Regions from separate parts of the Homo sapiens genome. Here region 2 is linked to region 1. The links are chromatin contacts, found by Hi-C or POLR2A ChIA-PET in ENCODE. All regions are on one chromosome and are shown on one strand. Each heading gives the region's core, a stretch centred on a gene start or an enhancer-like site at or near the end of the contact. The rest is flanking DNA. Distances are from core to core; before and after follow the strand shown. Region 1 overlaps NDC80 (NDC80 kinetochore complex component). Region 2 has its middle 46 kb from the start of LPIN2.

What was found. Hi-C counts contacts between places; a loop is a spot of excess contacts on that map. ChIA-PET counts read pairs that join two places held with the same protein, here RNA polymerase II (POLR2A). Pooled maps may share reads with other maps.
Region 2: a map of CD8-positive, alpha-beta T cell shows a loop between it and region 1 (6-fold over the local background). The contact joins two enhancer-like sites. A Hi-C loop is called at or near these places in 1 of 168 maps with a recorded cell type or tissue (CD8-positive, alpha-beta T cell) and 3 of 50 pooled maps. POLR2A ChIA-PET finds 5 or more read pairs at or near these places in 1 of 52 experiments (activated T-cell).

Annotation. Positions count from the first base shown.
Region 1 is chr18:2,604,001-2,611,014 of GRCh38, reverse strand. It overlaps NDC80 (NDC80 kinetochore complex component), which reads right to left. Exons shown (of 17, transcript NM_006101.3): 14 at 4,508-4,600; 15 at 2,185-2,315; 16 at 154-256. Among named protein-coding and RNA genes, the nearest start is that of NDC80, 36 kb to the right of the region's middle. Within about 2 kb of position 5,179, at least 4 of the 41 ENCODE cell types and tissues checked have a DNase peak (open chromatin) inside an H3K27ac peak, as active enhancers do; they include CD8-positive, alpha-beta T cell, where a contact is called at or near this core.
Region 2 is chr18:3,055,355-3,062,434 of GRCh38, reverse strand. No RefSeq gene overlaps it. Among named protein-coding and RNA genes, the nearest start is that of LPIN2, 46 kb to the right of the region's middle. RefSeq lists enhancers at 993-1,122, 1,490-1,784. Within about 2 kb of position 1,699, at least 8 of the 41 ENCODE cell types and tissues checked have a DNase peak (open chromatin) inside an H3K27ac peak, as active enhancers do; they include CD8-positive, alpha-beta T cell, where a contact is called at or near this core.

The DNA.
Region 1 (7,014 bases), core at 3,930-6,429:
CATCACTAGACAAGATTCTTCTGATAAATTTTTGCCAGATCATACTTTAAATAGAAATAAAATTCATCATTTAATTTATATGGAAGAAAGCAGAAATGTATCAAAGTTTTAAAAACCTTTCTTAGAACGTAGGAAAGACCATCACATACTTACCTCTACAGACCCAACATGTGTAGCAACCATCTCTAACAGACGTTGCAAGTTATTTCCCACTTTTCGTCTTTCTTCAGTCGTGGTTTGCACAACTAGTTGGTATCTGTAGAACAAAAACTCTTGTTTAAGTTGTCCAGGAAAAAAATTAATACATCCGTTCTAGTTAGCTCACTTCCCATTTCCACATTCAAAAAAACCAAACTGTGATTGATTTATGTGCTGCATACTATATGTATAATTTGTAGAGGTCCCACTATCAATAATTAAAAGAGAAATATAAACATTTTCAAAGATCCTTTGCAAGCAACAAAACAAAAGAGCACCATGTTTTAACATATAAAGCTTTGGAGCGAAGGGTTGTAACTGAGTCTCCAAAGGGATTGTAAACTCAAATGCTTTCTGGGCAAGACAAAAATTTGCAAATGGGGGAGTAGAAGTCTTACTTATAGGAATTCAAATTCAAATTAAAACCAATAAAATTGCAGGCCAAATAAACCTCAACTGAGTTTTCTCCCCTTGGCCTACAAATAAAGAAGTGAAGAGAAATGACTTTCACAAGGCTTGTACTTGCAATCTCAAAATAGAAAATTTTTCAGTTATTTGAGGGCAACTTAAGACTTAAAAAATGTATATTTTACATAAATGTACACGGAGCCTATGGATTAACTGTTCAGTATATTGATTTTATATAAGTTGCTCAAGAGCATTATATACACAGAGACAGAAAATTATTTAAAGAAAGGATGCCACTGTTTGTAGTTGTAGTTATTATATAGTGTGGCTAAAATTTTTCCTATGTAAGTTTTAAAAATTGTGAGGGAAACTGAGAAGGACGAGATCCTGACAACGTATAATTTGATTATAAAGTACTTCTAAGAAATACAACAAAATATATAGGCAGTTCTGTTGTGTTTGTTTGGAAATATGAGCGCAATCTGGCAAATTTCATGTTTGCTTATGCCAGTTTCTTTCCTGAGAAATACCTGGTGAATGCAGAAAACCGCACCCAGCTGAATCCAGATGCAAAAGAATACACACATCTAAGCACACACATCAAATGTACAGCAGCTACTCAGTGCACTGCATATGTAATGAGCCACATGCATCCAGTACTGATGGTGCAATTTCCATCCCACTTCAGATAACCCACTTTCTACCTCTTTACAGTAATTCAGTCTGCAGCCTTCTGAATGCCCATTTCTCAAATCAAACTAGAGGTCTTTTTATTATGAAGGGTCCCATATTTATTGTAGCATTATGTATTTCTTAGCCATTAAGTATGTGTATCATTGTGCTAACATTTTTGTTTGATTCTTATCTTTTGTTTATATGTGTTACTGATGGAGTTTTTAATTTTTTTAGAGATGGAGTCTTGCTATAGTGCCCAGGATGGCCTTGAACTTCTTGAACTTCTCAAGTGATTCTCCTGTCTCGGCCTCATGAGTAGCTGGGACTACAGGTGTGTGCCACTGAGCCTAACTACTGATGAAATTTTAGTGCTGTGCCTCAATATCAGTTTTCCCGTAGGTCCTGTGATTTTTATGGCATGATTTTGCACAGCATGGTAACTATTTGGAAGGCATATGCTGTGTTATAGTAGACTGACTATAATTTATAGTATAATTACATTTTACTATATAATATACATAATTTCTAGGAAATAAAAACATGAGCTCAGTGGAATTTATTAAAGCTTAGTGGAATTTTATTAAAATTCACTAACAGCCAAATTTATTTGAATTGATTTAAAATTTTTTATGTTGTTTTCAGGGATTAAAAGCCATGTATTAACTAGATCTAACGATTAATGATTTCTTGGTGGACAGTAACTCTAATACTAACAGAATGTATCTGTTGATAGGGAAAGTTCTCGAGTTATAAGCAGTTGTACTTAAGTTCTATATACCATTCTTTCCATCCTAAATAGCTGTATACTATAAATTAAAGCAAATAAAAATAGATCTAATTTTATGGAACTGTTAAATTAATAATCTGAAAATAAACGTATAAATCTTGGTGAGATAAACTTACTCCCGCTGAACAGCATCTAATTCATTCATAGCTTCACTGAGCCCCTGGTTAACAGTACTTTCTAGCAGGTGCTTGTGTTTCTCCAAGGACTCAAGCTCACTGGCACATTTTTCATCCTCTTCCTCTGCTTCCTATCAGGATAAAGTCACGGTTATGGGTTTCTTGATATTCACATTCTGTATACTCTAGGTGGATTTAAAACAATTATAAAAAGCACTTAAATAAAATCAGGTTGCATCATTTGTATTCTCAAGATGCTTACTGTTTTACATGCAAGAGACTTTAAAGTGCTCCTTTGGGAATCCTGTATTATAAAAACAAATGCGGCTGGGCATGGTGGCTCATGCCCGTCATCCCAGCACTTTGGGAGGTTGAGGTGGGTGGATCACTTGAAGTCAAGGGTTTGAGACCAGCCTGGCCAGCGAGGTGAAACCCCATCTCTACTAAAAATACAAAAATTAGTTGGGCATGGTGGCATGCACCTGTAATCCCAGTTACTCATGAGGCTGAGACATGAGAATCGCTTGAACCCAGGAGGTGGAGGTTGCAGTGAGCTGAGACTGTGCCATTGCATTCCAGCCTGAGCGACAGAGCGAGACACTGTCTCAAAAAAAAAAGGTGATTTTATTATTTTTTAATTTGAAAATATTTATTAAAATTTAAAATATATATAAGCTTTAAAATATATATAAACTTTAATTCGATGCTTCAGAAATTTATCAAAGGGAAGGAATGGAAAAATACATAAAGATATACAAAGATATTCACAGCAACATTATTGGTCAGTTGAAAATTTAGGGAAAAAATTAATAAGGGGCTAGCTAAATAAGTTATATATATATATATATATATATATATATATATACTATGTATATATGTAAAATAAAAACACAATAGAAGGATTGCTCTCTCTACATTTGTATGAAAAGATATCCATGATATCTTTTCTTGAGAAAGACAGATTATGAAAAACTATGTATAATTTGGTACCATTAAAAAAATATATGTTTGTATATCTGGAAGACACTCCCTAAACTTTAACCATTGTTTCTAGTGATGGGATTATGGTGGATTATAAGGTACATTTCAGTTCCCATTTTATACATTTCTCTCGAGTCTCTATTGTTTCTAATGAGTATTTATATTATGAACAAAAAATACTTTTTCCTTTAAAAAATTAAAAAGTCACTTTATTCTCAAAGATGCAGAAACTAAATAAAATTGGTTCAGTTTTTAGGGCGCCAAGGTCAACTGACTAGAATTCAGTAGTGAAGTTTTTTAGTTTTTTGGTGAGTTGGAAGTATTTACCAAATGTGACCTTTTCAAAAAGCTTGCATAGGATTCATTCAGCAGTATTTTCCAGTCTGAACAACAGGAAATTTTATAATATTTTAATTAAGATTTTTTCCCATGAGCTTCAAGGAAGCCTTATCTAGGTCCTTATTTCACAGATGTATTAACTATGCACAGGCAAAGTAGCCCAAATTAATCATTTCTAAGGTTTGTGAAGATTAAGTATCATAAAACCTTTCATTTAAGTGCGTCAGAGAGTAAACTCAAGCATTGTCATGGAGGATGTGTGAAAAAAGAAAAATGATTACCAATGTCTTATATTTCACATTTAGATCATATTATGTGGTATATTTTCTAAACATTTCACACCGTTTAAGAAAACAAATAGGTCCTAAATATAACACAGGCAAAGAGAAAAGTTTTCAATTCCTAATACTTTGTTGACATAAGTAAAAAATATTGGCATAGTTAAAATTTTCACATGAATTGTGTAAGTGGTAATGAATAGAGTCATCTGAATACTTTAAGTAAAATGCTGGTCAGACAGTAGAATGTTGAAGAATCAGTCTTTTTATTTTACCCACCTTCTAGATTGCACGTAAACAGTCTTTGGAATTTGACCAGGATAGTCAGTTTACAATGACTCTTGGTGGGCAACTACATATTCAAAAGACCTTATTGGGGTTCAGGCTTTAGCAGTACATAACAATAAATCTCTACAAAAAGGTAGGAGAGATTCTGTTTAGTTTTGCAAGGATACTGAGTCATATGCAAGTATAAAATACCAGATAAAGGAAAAGTAAATGTTCCTTTTCTATGGTAAAACAGCCCTAATCCAGAAAAATGTCCTTTAAAGAACAAAATAAAATGACTCCTTACGATAAACTTTGGCAGAGAAAACTAACCCAAGATACAAATTATAGGATATATATAGCTTAAAGATTTTGATTTTGATGTCAGAATATGTGACTCATCAAGCAATCATGACATAGCTTTTGATAACCTACGCAAACTGTGGCAAAGTTCTTACCTTAATTTTTTGTTGGTAAAGATCATCCAGCTTTTGAACTTCTTCTTTCAGAGTTCTCACACTTCTCTTGCTTTCTGTTATCATTGCATTCAACTGGGGAAATAAAACTTTGGTTGAGAAATCATAACTATACATCAAAGATATTTTAACAAGTTATAGAGTTTTTATATTATCAATCAACTAACTGAACAATGTTATTTCTTCTAGTCCTTTTGGACTCTCACTTATCATTTGTCCAAAAACTTTATTATTCTCCAAAGAGAAATTAATTTCAAAGAAACCTCAAAGTTAACGATGTTAATATCTGTTTTTCCACTAGTTGTTGTGGGAGTGCTTTTTAAGCTCTCATATATATTATATATTATTAATATTGTTATATCAATTTATTCATATATAAATAATTTTTGCCTCTGGATTTGAAATCTAGCTTTATTTAGACTATATCTACTACAGCTATTTAGCTTTTCATTTGTATGTTCATTTTCTAAAATGTTAAAAAAGAATTGTTTGTATTAATTTTATTGGATGTTTGCTATTATAGTCATGCATTCCTTCAAAAAGTAATAAGGTAACCACATTTAATCTTGTTAAAGCTTGAACTTTAAGATCAGTTGAAACCAAAACTGAAAGAAAAAAGTGTTTTTCAAGTTCATTTCCTGTTGGCAAGTGCTGATACCAGTTGATGTCAGCAATTAATAGAGAATGTTCTTCAGCTATACCAAGAGGAAACTGTTTCCTGCAGGAAACACAAAAGAGTAAAATGTATAAATAGCTGACTTTTTTTTAAAGGATAATTCTACACACATATGAAATTAAAAAAAAATTTAGGGGTTCAAATTTAGTGAAGCTATTATTATTTGCTACAAAACACAGGGTAGTGACATATACAACTAGCATACGCCCAGAACTCAAAACCAGATCTAACACCAAGAACTTTTTCTAAAGGTATGTTATATCTGCAGTAACTAACAAGTTAAACGAGTTGTTTTAAATTCACTTGTAATAACAACAACAGATACTCAAGTAACCAGAACTTCCACTGATTCTCATGGTTGGTCAAAAGCATGTTTACTCATCTCTGAGCAGCTTCTACTTTCCATGTCAGCATTACTAAAGCTGCATTAATTACTTAAACATTTTTTTCTGAGTCCCAAAGTACACATTTCCATTGTGTACATACACACACACACACACACACACACACACACACACACACACACACACACACACACATACATATAGCCCGCCCGACTCCAATTGCCTACTGGACATTCTCCACTTTGATGCCCCAGAGACCTGAAACTCAGCATATCCCAACCTACAATTCTCTCTTCTATATACTTCTCTTTTATATTCTTTATCAAGGTAAAGAACATCACCACATACCCATCTGCCAAAGATAAGACACCTGGGCATTCTTGATTTCTTTCTTGACCTTCACATACAAATGGACAACCAAACTGTTGTTTCCATCTTTAAATCTCCTTTCTCCGTCTTCACTGTAATAGCCTTGCTTTGGGTCCCTACCATTTACTATTCACTGTATAGGATATTGATAGGTCTCTTAATTGCATGGTCTCGTCTCATGCACCTCTCATCTATTCTTCAAAAGGCCAACAGTGTGAAATTACTAAAATAACAATAATTATTGTTATTTCCTTACTTATAAATCTTCATTGATCTCTACTGCCTAAAGAATACAAAAAAATTCAACCAGTAAGGCAAGCCCCTTCATAATTAGGTTCTTGTCTCTCCAGGCTTCTCCCTTATCTCACTTACACTCATGGTAATTTACTAATATGCTGTGCTCTTTGTTTTTTCTTTTTGGAGAAAGGGTCTCACTTTGTCACCTAGGCTGGAGTGCAGTGGCACAATCTCAGCTCACTGCAGCCTCCACCTCCAGGGCTCAAGCAATCTCCCACCTCAGCCTCCAGAGTAGCTGGGACTACAGGTGCATGCCACTACATCCAGCTAATTTTTATATTTTTGGTAGTGGCTGGGTTTTGCCATGTTGCCTGGCTGGTCCTGAACTCCTGAGCTCAAGCCATCCACCCGCCTTGGCCTCCCAAAGTGCTAGGATTACAGGCGTGAGCCACTATGCCCGGTCCATGCTGTACTCCTTGGTCTCTGGTCCTCAAGGTGTATGTGTGTGTGCATGCATGTGGATGAACATGAGCATCCTTCTGTGTATCCATTGGCCAACACCTACTTGTTATTCACAACTCAGCCCAGCTATCACTTCTCTCAGAAGGAGCCTGTACTTAAGTGTATTATGAGAATCCACAGTGCGCTGTATTCACATTACAAAAAGCTATGATAGAAGAAATTGTTTTCATGCCCATCTTCCCACTTAAAATGAAGTTCACAAAGGCAGATGCTGCACTGTACTAGTATCACCATCTATTACAGTACTAGGCACATAAGCACTCAAAAAATATTTGCTGCATAAATTTCAGTTTCAAATATTTAACTTTAACCTTTATTTACATTCATATTCATAAGTGTGA
Region 2 (7,080 bases), core at 450-2,949, 450 kb before region 1:
TCTCAATCTCTAAAATGCACACCAAAGTTTCCAAAATTACTTAGCTCATACTTACTAACATCTAAGTGCATTTTTTACTTTTTTTAGAACATGCTTTAATTGTAGCCCAGCATCAAGAAGGCATAGTAGACTTGTCACAAAGCTCAGACACACACACTGTGGTTACTCAGACAGTCCATACTCCCTGCTACTCACTTTTGAGGATGAATATTTACATTCCAAATGATACACAACTAAGTTTAATTTAAAACACTTTGGAAACAAAATAGGCACTGTTTGCAATAAATTATGAAGGTAATGCTCGCCTCCCCTGGGGTTGAGTTTCTACAGTTTCCTTCTGTGGTTTCTTTCCTCTCGTTTCTGGTTTTAGAAGGTTAAGGGCATAACCTATCAGGCCGGGACTTCAGCCTGAGGCGTTACTAGTGCCCATGGTATCACACAAAAGCCACCCACTCTGCTTGCTAAGAGCTGGTTCTAAGCCGGGAGAAAAGGTGTTACATTGCTGAGCCAAACTGAAGCCAAGTGTTTCCTTTCAGAGACGAGGGGGACGTGTCCCAGAATCAGAGAGTGTTTTATTACATTGACTCTATTTTGGTTGTTCCAGGGCTCATCTTAGTTATCTAAATGTCCCTACTGAATGCACCCATAGTTGCCCACAGGAAGCCTCTCCAAGGAGACCCCCATGCCAACTGCAGTACATATGTGAATGCTCCCTCCATTTCCTTGTTCTTTACAGCTTAATATTCCCGGCTAGAAAGAGCTAACCAGTTCTCGGAACCCTCTTTGCTCACAGGCTTCTGTCAGTACAGGCACCTCTGGTTCATAAGCTTCCCACGCAGTCCGGAGACATTCTCCAGAATTTCACGAGAAGCGTGTGTCTTCCTTACACACTCAAAACCAGGAGCTGAATTGCAAGGAGGCATTTGGCTTCATGAAAGTGAAGACTGTGCAGAGAAAGAAGAGAAGCAACTCGTTGCGGGGGCAGAATCGAGAAATCTGAAATCCTCCTCTCAGGTGAAAGTTTCAGCAGCACTGAAGTACAGATGAAAAAATAATGAAAATGAAACCAATTCCTTGTTTTCATCTCAAAACAGAAAGAAAAAACAATTACCTCTACGTCATTCTATTAAAAACACGGGGCATTGCCTGGGCACGGTGGCTCACACCTATAATCCCAGCACTTCAGGAGGCCAGGAATTTGAGACCAGCCTGGGCAACACAGAGAGTCCCCGTCTCTACCAAAAACAAAAAATAAAAATAAATTAGCTGAGCATGGTGGCACATGACTGTAGTCCTAGCTACTTGGGAGGCTGAGATGGGTGGATGCTTGAGCCCAGGAGCTCGAGGCTGCAGAGAGCCATGATCGTGCCACCACTCTCCAGGCAGGGCAACAGCAAGACTCTGTCTCCAAAAAAGACAAACCATAAGATACCATTTCTTCCATTCATTCATTCATTCAACAAATATTTACTTGGTGTGGGTCAGGCCCTGTTCCCCCAGGCCCTTCTGACCTGCCATGGTAGAAAGCCCTCTGTCCCTAAAATTCCTGCCTTTTTGCCAGGTTTATGTCCAGCACAAGTGGAAAATCACCAACAGCTTTGACCTCTGAACAGACACTGCCGGAAGTCATGGAAGTGAACTGGGGTGAAGAATTGGTTTTTTCCATCTCACTCAAGTGTGGCAGGACAGTTGCTCTGTAGCACCGGCGGCCAGGAAGTGAGGGGGAAGAGGCAGGAAATGTGTATTGGCTTCTACACATAAACTTCGTATCTATAAAGAATGAGACTATTTTGTTTAAACGTTTTTAGTTGGAATGTTTCTCAATTTTGTATTTCTTGAGGCTCTTAATTTTGTTTCTTATCTGGGCTGCATTATGGTGGTTAACATTTCAAAAAGTGGTTGAGCATTTCTAACGCTGTGTAAAAAAAGATTGTTGCCTTTAAATACAAGGCAGCAAAGAAAAAGAAAAGCTGTAAGTAAAAATATAGGCCAGGCACCGTGGCTCACGCCTATAATCCCAGCACTTTGGGAAGCCGAGGTGGGTGGATCACCTGAGGTCAGGAGTTTGAGACCAGCCTGGCTAACATGGGGAAACTTTATCTCTACTAAAAATACAAAAATCGTCTGGGCGTGGTGGTGCACGCCTGTAATCCCAGCTACTTGGGAGGCTGAGGCAGGAGAATCATCTGAATCCAGGAGGTAGAGGTTGCAGTGAGCTGAGATTGCGCCACTGCACTCCAGCCTGGGCAACAGAGCGAGATTCCTTCTCAAAGAAAACATAAAAATATAAAAACATAATGATAATGAGAAGCCATTTTAGCTAGAGTAATAGAAAAAATTCATTTGCATTTTAAAATATGGTCATGCTAAAATCACTTTAGCTTTTAAATAGACACTTTGATGTCCCTGGTTCTACTAGAACCTGTCAGTGACATTTGAACAACTTTTATGAAGTAGAAGCAGATTGATCTCCTGCATAGCTAAGGTTCAGAGACAATTTGTCTCATTTTCACTCTATTTTGATAATACAAAACTAAAATAATGAGGAAATGTATCACCATAAGGCAGAGGTTATTAAGTGTTCAGACCTTTGTTGATAAATAATTTAAAGCAAAATAAGTCCAAAGACTAGGGGAAGTTAAAAAAAAAAAAACCCACATGTCACTTCAAATGTTTATTATAGTGGTATGCTGTAGAGTTATTGTTGTAAAGTATTGTTACTGTGTTATTTGTGTATTATATAGAGATATATAGAGATACAGTTGTTTATTATTGTTATAGTAATATTATCTTGTTTTATGGTTGTATATTATAGAGCTACAAACATAATAAAAATTAGAAAACTTGAAAGAAATTGTATAAAGGCCTTAATTCAGTGAGACGATTGGAACTGCTCTCATTTCTGTGGTAGCCACAGTAACAGAAATTCAGCGTGTCCTTTGTCAACACAGGAAGTTTGTTACAAAGACATCATTCAAAACAAGAGTCAAATTCTGGGAACTCCCTTTAAAATGAAAAGGGAAAAAAAATCAGAAAGAATTTACTTTTATAGCCTTTAAAGTACTTTTTGTAGAGATTAGGCTAGTCACTGCAAAATAAATAAATAAATAAATTCTAATTCAATTCACTTCTTCTATGGACCGCTTGCATGAGTCCTTGAAAATTACACACCCTTAGAGCATGATATTTTCTTTTGCCGGAGGTATTCATTGGCCTGTATAAAGGTATGCATTAGTTACGTGCCTCCTCTGCCCCACAAGGCAGGCTTTTGAAGCATTAACATTTTTGTTGTTTTTCTCTTTTGTGGGGTGGGGGTGTTGTTGTTGTTGTTTTGAGACAAGGTCTCCCTGTGTCACCCAGGCTGGAGTGCAGTGGCTCACTGCAGCCTTGAACTCCTGGGCTCAATTGATCCTCCCAACTCAGCCTCCCAAGTAGCTGGAACTACAGGTGCAGGCCACCACACCTGTCTAATTTTTGTATTTTTTGTAGAGATAGGGTTTTGCTGTGTTGCCCAGACTAATCTCGAACTCCTGGGCTCAGGTGATTCACCTGCCTTGGCCTTGAAAGTGCTGAGATTACAGGTGTGCCTGGCCTTGAAGCATTTACTCTGGGGAGCTGAAAAAATTCTGCTAAGCACATTATGTCTTAAAATTAGTCAAGTATTGATCATGGATTTGGGGAACTTCTCGATACTTGACTTTAGGTGTAAAATATATGCCAGTTTTGTTGCTATTGTTATCATTCACTTATTCCTTCAACAAATGTTTACTGAGCAATGTCTGTGAGAAAACAAAGATGAATCAGATGGAGATTCGCCCTCAGGATGTTTACTGCTAACTGATGTGTTAGCAGTACCAGAATGTGAACAACCACAGTATAAGCAACGTGTTCATAGGGAAGAGACAGACAGCATGCTATCCTCTGAGTTCAAGGAGAGTGCGATGCTTGCTGTGCAGTGAGGTTAGGGTACAGGGGAAGGTGGATTACAGGAATCAGAAAAGGTTTTGTGGACACAGAAGCATTTACTCTGTGTTTTGATGAGCAGGAGGGTTTTAGCCAGTTTCAAGACTGAAGGGAAGAGTATTTATGTTAAAGAAATCCCTCGGCTGGCTGGGCGCAGTGGCTCACACCTGTTAATCCCAGCACTTTGGGAGGCCAAGGTAGGCAGATCACTTGAGGTCAGGAGTTCCAGACCAGCCTGGCCAACATGGTGAAACCACATCTCTACTAAAAATACAAAAATTAGCCAGGCGTGGTGCACACAACTGTAGTCCCAGTTATTTGAGAGACTGAGGCAGGAGACTCGCTTGAACCTGGGAGGCAGAGGTTGCAGTGAGCCGAGATCGCACCACTGCACTCCAGCCTGGGAGATAAGAGCAAAACTCCATCTCCAAAAAAAAAAAAAAATCCCTCGGTACCACGAAGGCATCCCCAGAGCAGACAGGTATACACAGGTGTGAGCTTCAATATCTACTCCCAGACAAAAAAGGCATTGGCCAAACTCATTCTGTCTTTATTACAGGCTGAATTGTGTCCTTCAAAATTCATATGTTGAAGCCCCAACCCCCAGTACCTTAATATGTGACTGTATTTGGAGGTTATGTCTTTAAAGAGGTAATTGAGTTACAATGAGGTCACTGTAGTGAGCTCTAACCCAAAATGACTGCTGTCCTTGTGAGAAGTTTAGGACACAGACTCAAAGGGAAGACCACGTGGAGAAGCAGGGAAAATGTGGCCATGTGCAAGCCGAGGAGGGAGGCCCTGGGAGAAGCCAACCCCACAAACATCTTGATCTCAGACGGTAATACATGTCTGTTGCTTAAGCCACATAGTCTGTGATCCTTCGTTATGTGGCAGCACCAGCAAACTAACACAGTCCCCATGGAGGCTTCAGACATTCTCCTGGTTTGAACTTGGTTTGGTTTCCGGGCCCCCCACCTTGCTCCAGCTTACAACTCAGCCCAGCAAGGCTGGTGGACTGCTGTGATGGGCCATCTCACCAGCAGGTCCTGACCCACAAGGTGTGCAGGTAGCAGAAACCAAATACAACAAATAAGGCAACAAGAAACACCTCTCCAACACCTACTAGTCCTAGAGCCTTGTGATTGGCACTGGGTCATTGATGTTTACGCTGCCTCTATTCATAAGTACTTATAATGTGCCAGCTCCTGTCCTAAGCCGTTTACTCACTGAATCCTTTCTATAAGCATGTAGGGGAGATACTATTATTGGGCTGCTTTTCCACATGAGGAATCTAAGGAACCAAGAGGGTTCCTTTTGTCCAAGACCACACAGCTAGTAAGTGGTCTGGGATTTGAGCCTCGGCATTTCGGCTCCAGACTTCATTTTCTTAACAGTTAGTTATACCCAGCTGCCTCTGGATAGAAATATTTTCACAGTCTTTAAGATATGCCAGGAGCATACTTCGCAGGGTCACATGTAAGGGAGGGGTGACCTCTGGGTATTACTGCAGGTTGAGCTACCTCCGTCATAGGACCTCCACAAACCCACACGCTCCAAACACACAACCATGCAAGATCAAATATAACAGGACTGTCTTTAGTACATTTAGAGCATGGAAGGAGAAAGAGAAACCTCTTGAATGCACAATTGTTCAGGGAAAAGACATTATTTACTTCACTGCTGATGGTCTAGGGCTTAGAATCATGCCTGGCACATTAGTAAGCATTTGATAAATATCTATTGAATGAAAAAAATTGGGGGTAGAAATGAACAAAATAGTGCGCAAGTAGTGTGCAAGTGTAAAAGTGAATGGATAAAGAGGGTGTTGGAACTCAAACTTCAGGAGTGTGGAGCTGGGGTCTTGTTCATACATCAAATGATCATAGATCAAATACATAGTGTTCACTCATGTCAAAAGATGAAGCTGGCCGGGCGCGGTGGCTCAAGTCTGTAATTCCAGCACTTTGGGGAGCCAAGGCAGGCGGATCACAAGGTCAGGAGATCAAGACCATCCTGGCTAACACGGTGGAATCCTGTCTCTATTTAAAAAAAAACAACAACAAAAAAAAAATTAGCCGGGTGTGGTACCTGGCACCTGTAGTCCCAGCTGCTCAGGAGGCTGAGGCAGGAAAATGGCGTGAACCCAGGAGGCGGAGCTTGCAGTGAGCCGAGACAGCACCACTGCACCCCAGCCTGGGCGACAGAGTGAGACTCCATCTCAAAAAAAAAAAAGAAAAAAAGAAAAAAAAGATGAAGCCACAAACCTGTGTGAGGAGAGTTCCCTGTATAAAGCCAAGGAATTGTCCTATCTGTGAAACTGAGACCAGAACATTCTAACTGGACAAGCAGTCCTGAGAAGCCTCAGCCAGCTGACCAGCTCCTCCTGTAACTTCTTGTAACTATACAACCCGAGGAATGTGGCTCCTGAGAGAAAATTGGTGGAAAATACCTACTACAGATGAGCTCATAGGTAAAAATTTAAAACCATCTGGGAAAGGAAGTAGCACAAGGAAGAATCACAAAAGAGATCATTCCCATCCAAGAACTAGAGTTAATGAATGGGAATGATCCGTTAACTCATGGACTCCTCCGGAGTCCCCAAAGTCCATTATGTCATTCTTATGCCTTTGCGTCCTCATAGCTTAGCTCCCAAAAATAATCGTGTTTAAAATATTGAAGGAAAAAATATAACCTATAGGGCGGGAACAGTATATTATTAGGGGAAAAAAGCTAAATGACTGGAAAATAACGTATAGAAATCCTACACTGAAAAATATATGAATTAATTTTTTTTAATTTAATGGATGGTACGGGAGCAATCTGCCCTTCATTCTTGCCCACTCTTCACAAAGTTGGACTTCAATGGGCCAGAAGAGTGCCACTTTGGCAGGGGTATCAGAGGTCTACCCTGTCAACCGTGGGAGGTGGATAGATTAGGGGATGGTGGCTAGATTATCATTTTATTACAGTGTCAGGAACTATCTCAAAAGGAGCATTTAAAACAGCTGGCTATGAAATGATGTCAACATACTATTTGTAACTCTATTGCTGTTCCTCTCAACTTTAATCCTGCTTCAGTTTTGGATAGATGCCCAAGAATATGCTTTTATTTATTTA